2 separate regions of the Homo sapiens genome follow, and region 2 is linked to region 1. Evidence: read pairs that join two places in POLR2A ChIA-PET (ENCODE). Cell type or tissue: HCT116. All regions are shown on one strand. Links, peaks and the distances in the headings refer to the core of each region. The heading gives the core; the rest is flanking DNA. Region 1 has its middle 62 kb from the start of MAGI1. Region 2 overlaps MAGI1 (membrane associated guanylate kinase, WW and PDZ domain containing 1).

Evidence for each region. Peaks named below come from ENCODE experiments on the same cell type or tissue, not always from the same donor. Only the 100,000 strongest peaks of a DNase experiment are listed, where the experiment ranks them.
Region 2: POLR2A ChIA-PET joins it to region 1 with 5 read pairs; 2 of 35 experiments call an interaction of 5 or more read pairs at or near these places.

The regions. Positions count from the first base shown.
Region 1 is chr3:66,098,589-66,103,974 of GRCh38, forward strand. No RefSeq gene overlaps it. Among named protein-coding and RNA genes, the nearest start is that of MAGI1, 62 kb to the left of the region's middle. In HCT116, for the core only: no CTCF peak of the experiment used is centred there; no DNase peak of the experiment used is centred there.
Region 2 is chr3:65,936,491-65,941,876 of GRCh38, forward strand. All of the region lies in intron 1 of MAGI1 (membrane associated guanylate kinase, WW and PDZ domain containing 1), which reads right to left. The region is part of intron 1 of MAGI1-IT1 (MAGI1 intronic transcript 1); the gene reads right to left. Among named protein-coding and RNA genes, the nearest start is that of MAGI1-IT1, 15 kb to the right of the region's middle. In HCT116, for the core only: no CTCF peak of the experiment used is centred there; no DNase peak of the experiment used is centred there; H3K27ac peaks cover 3,994 bases.

The DNA of each region.
Region 1 (5,386 bases), core at 79-5,078:
TTAGACAAGAGAAGCTGGTGTAGAAAGAATGGTGCCCAGTATCAAAGCCCCTTCCATCTGTGTCTCCTACTTCCATTCCAATGTGTCTGCTCGAGCTCCTCGAGCAGTTAAGCAATCAGAGAGGTCAGGGCAGAAAGGGCAGAAAACGAGAGGCTTCCATAGACAACCAGTGGCTCCCTCAGGCACTCTCCATCACGTAAACCTGTTTTACCTTCTCCACTGACTGCAATCATCTTGTGTTTTTGTTTACTTGTTTATTGTCTATTTCTTCTCAGTAGAACATAAGCATCAGGAGCTCAGGGACTTTGTCTTATTTGCCACTGTTTTCCCCACACCTGATACCATGGCTGGTACTTTGTAGACACACACTCAACAACTTTCCTTCTTTCCTTCCTCCTCTCCCCTCCCCTTCCCTTCCCTTCTCTCTGCTTTTATTTTAGATTCAGGGGGTACAAGTGCCGGTTTGTTACTTGGGTATATGATGTGATCCTGAAGTTTGGGTTATGAATGATCCTGTCACTCAGGTACTAAGCATAGTATCCAACAGTCTTTCAGCCCTTGCCCCTACTCCCTCCCTCCACCAGCCAGTAGTCCCCAGTGTCTATTGTTGCCATCTTTATGTCCATAAGTACCCAATGTTTAGCTCCCACTTACAGGTGAGAACATTCAGTATTTGGTTTTCTGTTTCTGTGACATTCACCGTCTTTAGAATGAATTCCAGAGTAAAATTATTTTGCTTTGACATAATAAAAGGATATCCTTCAAAGTGTTTTGTGCATAGTAGGTCCTCAGTGAAGCCGCCTGGAATGAGCAATTGAACAATGAATATAATACCAGTCAGCTTAGATTAGTGTCAGATAATAATAATAGTTAACAATGATTACGTGCCAAGGAATATGCGAAGTGTTTTACAGGCTTTATCTCATTTATTCCTCCAGCAACCCAAGGACAGTAAGGAGTAATAGTTATCTCACCTTAATGATAAGAAAATTAGATTTCAGGGAAGTTAAATACACTGCCCAAGGTATACCATTGGAAAAAAAACAAAACAACAACAACAACTCAACAGACCCAGGACTTGCACTAGGTATATCAGATTTTAAGGCTGGTGGTCTTAAACAATAGGCAGCCCACAGAGGACACAGCTAAACTATGTGAATCCATGAATCCATTGAGGTGATTTCCGGATTCCTGGACTAATTGCAATAAAAGATGTTTGAGGTGCAATAGACCAGTTTCTAATATGTGTGGCAAAGTAATACAAAGAAGCACTTTGCTAAGAAATTAGTCATTGTCCATTGACTTGGCAGTGAGTCTATCTGAACTTGTTCTATTATCTTGTTATGATTAGTGATAGATCAACTTAAATTAAAGGGAAAGTTAATGAAGTGAAACCCAAAAGTTAGCCAAAGGAGAAAAAAAAGTCTAGTTGATAAAAGCTGGACTTGAGGTTTTTCTTCCAATATTTGAAGTCTCATTTTCTTTTTTAAATAAAAAAGAACTAAGTGTCCAAAATTTTCTTTAATTAGGCATATTTTCCCTCAACTTTTATTTTAATTTCTCGGGTACATGGGCAGGATGTGCGGGTTTGTTACATAGGTAAACATGTGCCATGGTGATTTGCTGCACAGATCAACCCATCACCTAGGTATTAAGCCCAGCATCCATTAGCTATTCTTCCTCATGCTCTCCATCCCCACAGCCCCCTGACAGGCCTCAGTGTGTGTTGTTTCCCCTCATGTGTCCATGTGTTCTCATTGTTCAGCTCCCACTTACAAGTGAGAACATGGGGTATTTCAGTTTCTTTTCCTGCGTTAGTTTGCTGAGGATCATGGCATCCAGCTCTATCCATGTCCTTGCAAAGGACATTATCTTGTTCCTTTTTGTGGTTTTTTAAAAATAGCATGCAGCTAAATGTGACCAGAGTTCAGGTTTTAACAATTACAGCTATAGAAAATAACTCAGAATTCATTTTTTAAAAAATAAAAGTCAAAATCTTCCTGTTTGAGGCAATGTGGGATGCAGGAAACGTTCTGGACTTGGAAGTTAGACACAGCCAGCTTGGCAATGCTTGCTTTGCCAGTTTCTGGCTGGGGGGCCAATGTCTTCTCATTTCCCTGAGACTTGGTTTCCTTATCTTTTAAAAAAAATTAGAATGGTACTATAATTTCCTCTGCTATTAGGTCATGAAGGATCAATGCCACCACACCCGGCTAATTTTGTATGTTTAGTGGAAACAAGGTTTCACCATGTTGGCCAGGCTGGTCTCGAACTCCTGACCTCAAGTGATCTGCCCACCTTGACCTCCCAACATGCTGGGATTACAGACATGAGCCGCTGCATCCAGTTTTCTGGACTTTTATGGAGCCTAGCTCAATGTAAATCACTGAGCTTACTCCTCAACTTTTTTTTTTTTTTGAGATGAAGTCTCACTTTGTCACCCAGGCTGGAGTACAGTGGCGCTATCTCGGCTCACTGCAACCTCTGTCTCCCGGGTTCAAAGATTCTCCTGCCTCAACCTACTGAGTAGCTGGAATTACAGGCACCCACCACAATGCCCAGCTAATTTTTCTATTTTTGGTTGAGACAGGGTTTCACCATGTTGGCCAGGCTGGTCTCCAACTCCTGACCTTAGGTGATCCACCAGCCTTGGCCCCCCAAAGTGCTGGGATTACAGGCATCAGCCATTGCGCCCAGCCTTACTCTTTAACTTTACTTGGCTGAAGTAAATCTGTGTAGGTTTTTATCAACACTTAGAAAAATTCAGGAATAACGTACCTATAGCAAAGTGCATAAATCTTAAGTGTTCAGTGCTCTGCATAATTTAAACATGTACACATGCAGCATGCAGTGGCTCATGCCTATAATCCCAACACTGGGAGGCTGAGGAGGGAGGATTGCTTGAGCTCAAGAGTTTGAGACCACCTGGGCAACATAGAGAGACTTTGTTTCTCCAAAAAAAAAAAAAAAAAAAAAATTAGTTGGGCATAGTGGCATGTACCTGTATTCCCAGCTACTTAGGAGGCTGAGGTGGGAGGATCGCTTGAGCCTGGGAGGTGTAGGCTGCAGGGATCCATAATGGCACCATTGCACTCTAGCCTGGACGACAGAATGAGACTCTGTCTCAAAAAATAAAAATAAAAATATCAGTAAGTAAATAAAGTATACAACCACATACCTCCAACCCAGATCAAGATGGAGAATATTTCCAGCACCGAGGTTTTCTCATACTCTTCCTAATTGGTACTTCCTCCAAGGATAACTAATATTTAAATTTTTTTTAACTTTTCATTTTGAAATAATTTCAGCCTTACAAAAAAATTGCCAAGTAGTATAAAGTATCCCTGCCTACTCTTCACTCACCTTTCCCAAGTCATGAAATACTTATAAAAACCAGGAAATTAACGTCAATAGAATTCTATAGACCTTGTAGACCTTTCACCAATTTTTCCACGAATATCTTTTTTTCTGGTCCAGGATCAATGCCAGGTTCACACATTGTATCCTGTTGTTATGTTTCTTTAGCCTAATGCAATCTGGAACAGTTCCTCTGTCCTTCCTGTCTTTTATGACAGTTTAAGAGGCTGGTCAGTTATTTTATATAATATCCCTCAATTTAAGTTTGTGTGATGTTTCCTCATGATTAAATTCAGGCTATGCATTTTTGGCAATGCTGTGACAGAGATCTTACGCCCTTCTTAGTGCTTACTATCTGGAGGTACATGATGATGTCTCACTGGTAGTGATGTTAGCCTTGATCACATGATAAAGGCGATATCTTCCAGATCTCTCAACTTTAAAGTTATTATTTCTGCCTTTCTAATTAATAAATATCTTGTTGGGAGATATTTTGAAATGATGCAAATATCTTGTTACTCATCATACATTTACCTACTAATTTTAGCACCCATTATTGCTGTTTGCCAAATAGTGGTTCTCTACTTTGATCATTCCTTCTACATTTATGAATTGGAATTCTATTGTAAGAAAGAGGTATCCCTTCTCCCCATTTAATTTTTTTTTTTTTTTTTAAAGACTGAGTCTTGCTTATTGCCCAGGCTGGAGTTCAGTGACGTGATCTCAGCTCACTGCAACCTTTGCCTCCCAGGTTCAAATAATTCTCCTGCCTCAGCCTCCCGAGTAGCTGGGATTACAGGCACCCGCCACCACACCTGGGTAATTTTTGTGTTTTTAGTGGAGACGGGGTTTCACCATGTTGGCCAGGCTGGTGTTGAACCTCAAGTGATCCATCCGCCTCAGCCTCCCAAGGTGCTGGGATTACAGGCGTGAGCACCCGGCCTACTTTTTTTTTTCCGAGGCAGTCTTGCTCTTTCACCCAGGCTGGAGTGCAGTGGCGCGATCTCAGCTCACTGCAACCTTCACCTTCCAGGTTCAAGTGATTCTCGTCCCTCACCCTCCTGAGTAGCTGGGACTACAGGTATGCGCCACCACGCCTGGTTAATTTTTTGTATTTTTAGGATGGGGTTTTGCCATGTTGGTCAGGCTGGTCTTCAGCTCCTGGCCTCAAATGATCTGCTCGCCTTGACATCCTAGAGTGCTGGGATTACAGACGTGACCCACCGCGCCCAGCCCCCATTTACTTCTTTATTCAATTATATACTTAATATTTAAATGTGTTACTTAAATTTTATATACTAAATATAATTTAATAAGTACATTTAAAATTGTTTTATAATTATATATGTTATATATTTATTTACCAACTATTCATTTAGTGTCAGCCTGTACTCACGGTTATTTTCTTTTATTTTTTGTGTTATAACCCATCACTGCCAGTGTTTGTTGCTCACATTGTCCCAGCTTTGGTCATTGGGATTGCCTTCATGCTTGCTCCTGTGTCTACTTTCTGCAACCATAAGATGTTCCAGACTCGTCTTGTGCTTTTCCTGCCCCAGTGCTGGAATCAATCATTTCTTTAAGAAGCTCTTATTCTTTTTAATAATAAAAAACTAGAGATGGGGTCTCGCTACATTGACCAGGCTGGTCTCAAACTTATGGCCTCAAGTGATTCTCCCATCTCGGCCTCCCAAAGTACTGGGATTGCAGGCATGAGCCACTGTGAGCAGCCAAGACACCCTTATTATTTTCACTGGGGAATGGCATAGAGACAGACCTGGGCTCATTGCTTGTGAGGTGTCATTTCTTTTGTTGCTTCTAGGTCCTTTGAGCAGAAAGCACTTGGACACATACATGTGTATACTAACATACACACGCATCTACTTCTATTTCTACATCTATCTGTATAGCTGTGTAGCTATGTCTATAAAACTGTGGTTCTGGCTGGGCGTGGTGGCTTATGACTGTAATCCTAGCACTTTGGGAGGATGAGGCGGGAGGATCACTTGAGCTCAGAAGTTCAAGATCA
Region 2 (5,386 bases), core at 179-5,178, 160 kb before region 1:
AGCTGGGTGTGGCTGGTACACGCCTGTAATCCCAGCTACTCAGGCAGTGGGCCAAGATCACACCACTGCACTCCAGCCTGGGTGACAGAGACTCCCTCTCAAAAAAAAAAAAAAATCTTATGTAGATATATATATATTATATTTCATCAGGAAGGTGGGTACATTTTAATATGTTAGTTATAGAAGAGGGCAATCTCCAAAGTACCTTACACCTTCAAAGTCTCGTGCGGGGTGTGTGTGTATCTGTGTGGTGTGTGTGTAGACAGGGTCTCACTCTGCCATCGAGGCTGGAGTACAGTAGCACAATCACAGCTCACTGCAATTTCAAACTCCTGGACTCAAGCAATCCTCCCACCTCAGCCTCCTGAGTAGCTGGGGCTACAGGTGTGCGCCACTGAGCTCAGGTTCAAAGTTGTTGTTGTTGTTGTTGGTGGTGGTGGTGGTGATGGTGGTGGTGATGGTGATGGTGGTGGTGGTGGTGATGGTGGTGGTGGTGGTGATGGTGGTGGTGGTGGTTGTTTTAATCTCTACCTAATTTTCTCCACAGACAGTATCTCCTCCTGATGATTAACAATTTTGTATAGCTTACCAAGAGCAAACCCTACACCACACCCACTGTCCCAGGAAGAGAATCTCATCAGGGAAATAAACTAGCAATAGACAAGGAGGCCTATGTTCTGAAATCTGAATTCCAATAGCAAGTTATTACTGTTTGAGATTTTGAAGAGCTGTCAAAAGAATGGCAGCCTGACAAACACCTTGAAAACTCTTGCAGCCTATTTGCAGACCTCAGCCAGCCCCACCCTGACACTTCTCCCTTGCCCTTTTGCCTCAGATTTCCAACGCTTGCTAGCTTTGTCTGTTTTGAATGGCCGTGCTCAGTGTTCAGCTACGGAAATCCTCTCCTTCCCCAGCTGGCTCACCAGGAAATTGTTTAGAAGTCAGGTTTTTCCTGGAGGTGGCCCACAGGCCCACAGAGAAAGAGAGAGGTTGTGTCAGGGGCTGAGAGCACTCCCCTGGTGAAGCAATTTGTGGATGATGGTCTGACCACAGGCACCGGCAGCCTCTGCGGTGTGAAGCCATCAGGGTGCATGTGTGTTTGCTAGGTGGCTTGCTTTGGATAAGCACAAGCACAACTGGCTATGCCTAACCTGCTAAATAGAATTTTTAAGCCACTTCTTTTATTTTGTGGGTTTTTTGGGGTTTTTTTAGTTACAACTTAATTAACTTCTGACAAGCAGAAGAGCCACTGCAGACAGTAAGGTTTGACACCAAAAAAAGGGAAAGAGATAAGTAATGAAACTACACCAAAATTAAGTAAGATTTTGCCTAAGGGACATTGTTCTGTTAGATGATTACTCCAGCCCAAATAAGAATTAATCAGGCTATCATTCCGTTTGTTGGAAAATAAAATATGGCATTTATTTTTTTAATGTACTTTTATAAAAAAAGAAAAAGAGACATTATCAGAATCAAGAGAATACGGATCAAGCAATACTCTATTAGGAAATAAATGGCTGACCAGATAACTTGACCTTAAAAAGTATATTCCATATTATGGGTCAATATGATCACTCTTCCTATCAAATCCAAGTGCATACAAGGAAGACAGACTTCAAGCTACCAAGAACATTCTTCAATTACCTAAGCTACAAATAAAAATAGAGCTTCCATGAGAAATAAAGAATTAGGTCAGTGGATAGGAACAGTTTCTTTCCATTTAAGTTAACTAAAATGTTACTTGGGGAAACAATTTTGAAATGTGCTTTAATGTAAATGTTATATTAAATTAATATGAATATTATAATATATTAACATAATTATACTAAATAAATTAATATAAATATATTAAATGAACTAATATAAATATTATATTAAATATATTAACTTAATATAAATAAAGGTCTTTAAGGACCTTTAACAACAAGCTCTGTTCTCACTTATCTGTTCAAGGTGATTCGAGTACTATTAATATTTGCAGGCTGGAGATGGACAAGATGACCAACCTCTGAATGTCCCCTCCATCTTATAAGGACATTGTTAAAAATGACAACCTCCCTACTCGCCAAGAGACTTGACACTTCTTCCTTTTCCGCACTGAGACAGGACAATTTAAAGCCCAGAATAAAATAAATTAAAATAAAGTATCAAGCATGCACCTCTTTGAATGAAGATTTCTCGTAATAAACCTAGGCGGGACATCCTAATTATCTAAGGCCTGAAGATGTTCTTCGGTGTAACAATGACCTAAGATTTATTTATAGTTTTCCTGAGACTCATTAAACATTTCCTGCAATGAGACCACATCACTGAAATCATTTTATTGTGATAGACTGGCAGAGCACAAGGGGAAACAGTCCTCAAAGACAAAAGAACTGGTGGGTGTCTTTGTAGCAGAGGGCAGTGCATATTTTTTTAGTGAGGATGCAACCATTGTAGGTAAACAGCAGGAACTCTCTTCTGATGCTATATCCTGTCCTGTTTAACTCATTAATTTAGGAGACCTCAGCCACTAGAGTAAAACACTAGCACTAGTAATTCGTTTGCGCCCCCATCCCAAAATCAATTTATTAAAATTATATTGCTAAAGAAAAAGAAAAACACATAAACTAGTTTACTTTGAACTAACATGGATTATGCATTAAATGGGCTACTAAGTCATCAATGAAATAAATTCTTTTGAAGTTATTGTGGCCCTACAGTTGTACATGAAGAGTCTTTCTATTTCCCTTTTTTAAAAAAAATGCCTTTTGTATCTCCTGCAGGTTTCCACATTTCTATTCCTATGGGCAGGAAGACTCATACAGCCAAATGTTTAGTCCTCATTATTAAAAAATATACAAACATTTCACCAGCAAGATCATTATTTCATAGTCTTTCATGTTTACACTGTAGGGGGTAAAATCAATAACTCAATGTGAACTCCGCACAAATTACCAACAGCTAAATGTAGATGATGACAGTGGATCTTAAATTACTCATAAACAAACTGAATGAGGAAAAGTATCCCAAAGAAATATTGTCAAATAGCCCTAACGATGGTTCATTTTCTAACTTCAGAAAAAATATTTCAATGGTGAATGTGAAATTATGAGCCCATCTAAGTCATTAAGTAGGAGTGTCATAGGCTATATAAAATACCAGCTCGTACTTCTCCATACTCAGACAGGCCCTCCGATCTTCCCTGGACTGTGTCATCTGCATCTAAAACCCAGTAAGAAAGGAAAGGGAAATCGATTTGGGGAATAAAAGGACATTAGTAGTCATGGTATCAAGTCTCATGAGGGTTTGAGTCTAACAAGGTTTGGGGAGCAAAGCTGACATTCCTCATAGTATTTGAACATTAATAAGCACATTGTGGCCAGCTGATAAATGCTTGTTCATAATATTACTAAGTTTCTGGATTGTTTTACAGTCCCTGGAGATCAAGGAAGAATAAAACAAGAAGGAAGAATCATTAAGTGACTAAAATGAAAAAAATCAAAGAAGAATCTTGAAATATGAGTGTGGCAGAGGCTGCAAGTTGCCTAATTATTTTCATCCCTACCTCTTTAATCCTTAGAAACAGAATTTCTACATCACTGGCAAACATGTGCCAGGAGCTAGGCTAGGCCGCCCTTTAAGAGGGAAAGCAGTGAAGCACTAGAATAACACCCAGGGGAGTGTTCTCCAAACCCTCCTACCTCTTATTCCAAGCAAAGCAGAGAGCGCTTAGGGAAAGCAATACTAGGAATGGCTGCTCAAAGAATTTACTCTGTATGCCACACTCTCACAAGAAATTAGGGGATGTTTTAGTCCGTTCATGTTGCTATAACGAAATATCATAGACTGAGTCACTTATAAATAACAGAAATTTATTTCCCAGAGCTCTGGAGGCTGAAGTCTAAGATCAGGGTTCCAGCACAGTCAGATTCTGCTGAGGACCCTCTTCTGGGATATGGACTGCCATCTTCTCACTGTATCTTCACGTGGCAGAAAAGAAAGTGAGAAAGCTCTCTGGGGTCTGTTTTATAAGAGCACTAATCCCATTCATGAGGGCTCCACCCCTATGATCTAAATACCTCCCAAAGGTTCCAACAGTCCCACTTCCTTACACCATCACATTGAGGGTTATGATTTCAACATATAAATTTTGGGGAGATTCACATTCAGTCTATAACACGGGTCCCATTACTTTTCTACTGAGATTGTTTCCTCAGCTTTAGTATTGGTAACATTCTGAATTTTATGGAACTACTACAAGGAGTAAACAAAATAAATGTAACCAAAGTGCGTATCAGACTGCACAATCCAGAGGCAACCCACAAGGTATTAACCATGATTTAGTTTGTTCATAGCACGTTTCAGTGGAAGATCTCTCAACTCCTCACAAACCCCAAACCTTAAACCATCCCGTCATATTCAATTAGGGAAACTCTAAGAGGTATTACAGTTTTCCTGGCAACTGACACCAGATGTCACCTCTTCCCTCCCCTGCTTCCACCCTCAAAATTTGTAATTTCACATGAAACAGTATTCAAGAAAAAAACTATAAATGGAACCAAGGTACAAAGAATTATAATTATATTGCCCCTGCCGGGCACGGTGGCTCATGCCTGTAATCCCAGCACTTTGGGAGGCTGAGGTGGGCGGATCACCTGAGGTCAGGAGTTCGAGACCAGCCTGGCCAACATGGTGAAACCCCATCTCTACTAAAAACTACAAAAATTAGCTGAGCATGGTAGCAGGTGCCTGTAATCCCAGCTACTTGGGAGGCTGAGGCAGGAGAATAGCTTGAACCCAGGAGGTGGAGGTTGCAGTGAGCCGAGATTGAGCCACTGCACTCCAGCCTAGGTGACACAGCAAGACTCCGTCTCAAAAAAAAAAAAAGAATTATATTGCCCCTAGTTAAAACCAAGACAGTTCACTAATACAAAACGGCATCAGATTGCTCCAAAGTAGGCTTCCTCAGCCTTGGTACTATTGACATTTGGCGCTAGTTATTGCTTCTGTGCACTGTAGGATGTTGAAGCAGTATCCCTGGCCTCTACCCTGTAGATGCAGTAGCACTCTCCCAGTTTTGACAACCAAAAATAAGTCTAGATTGTGAACTGTCCCCTATGGGGACAACATCCCCACCCCCACCTCCCCTTAAGAACCACTGCTATTTGAACACCACTGAAATGAAAACCCCAACTTTAAAGTCTAAAGCTCTTGAGTTTGGCTTCTCTCATAAATGAAGAAAATAACATCCTCAGAAATAAGAACTGTTTCCCAATGGCTTTCAGGCATTAAAGGAAAAGTATTAACTTTCTGTTGTTGTTGTTGCTGCTGTTGTTTGGAACAGGGTCTCACTCTGCTGACCAGGCTGGAGTGCAGTGGTGGAATCTTGGCTCACTGCAGCCTC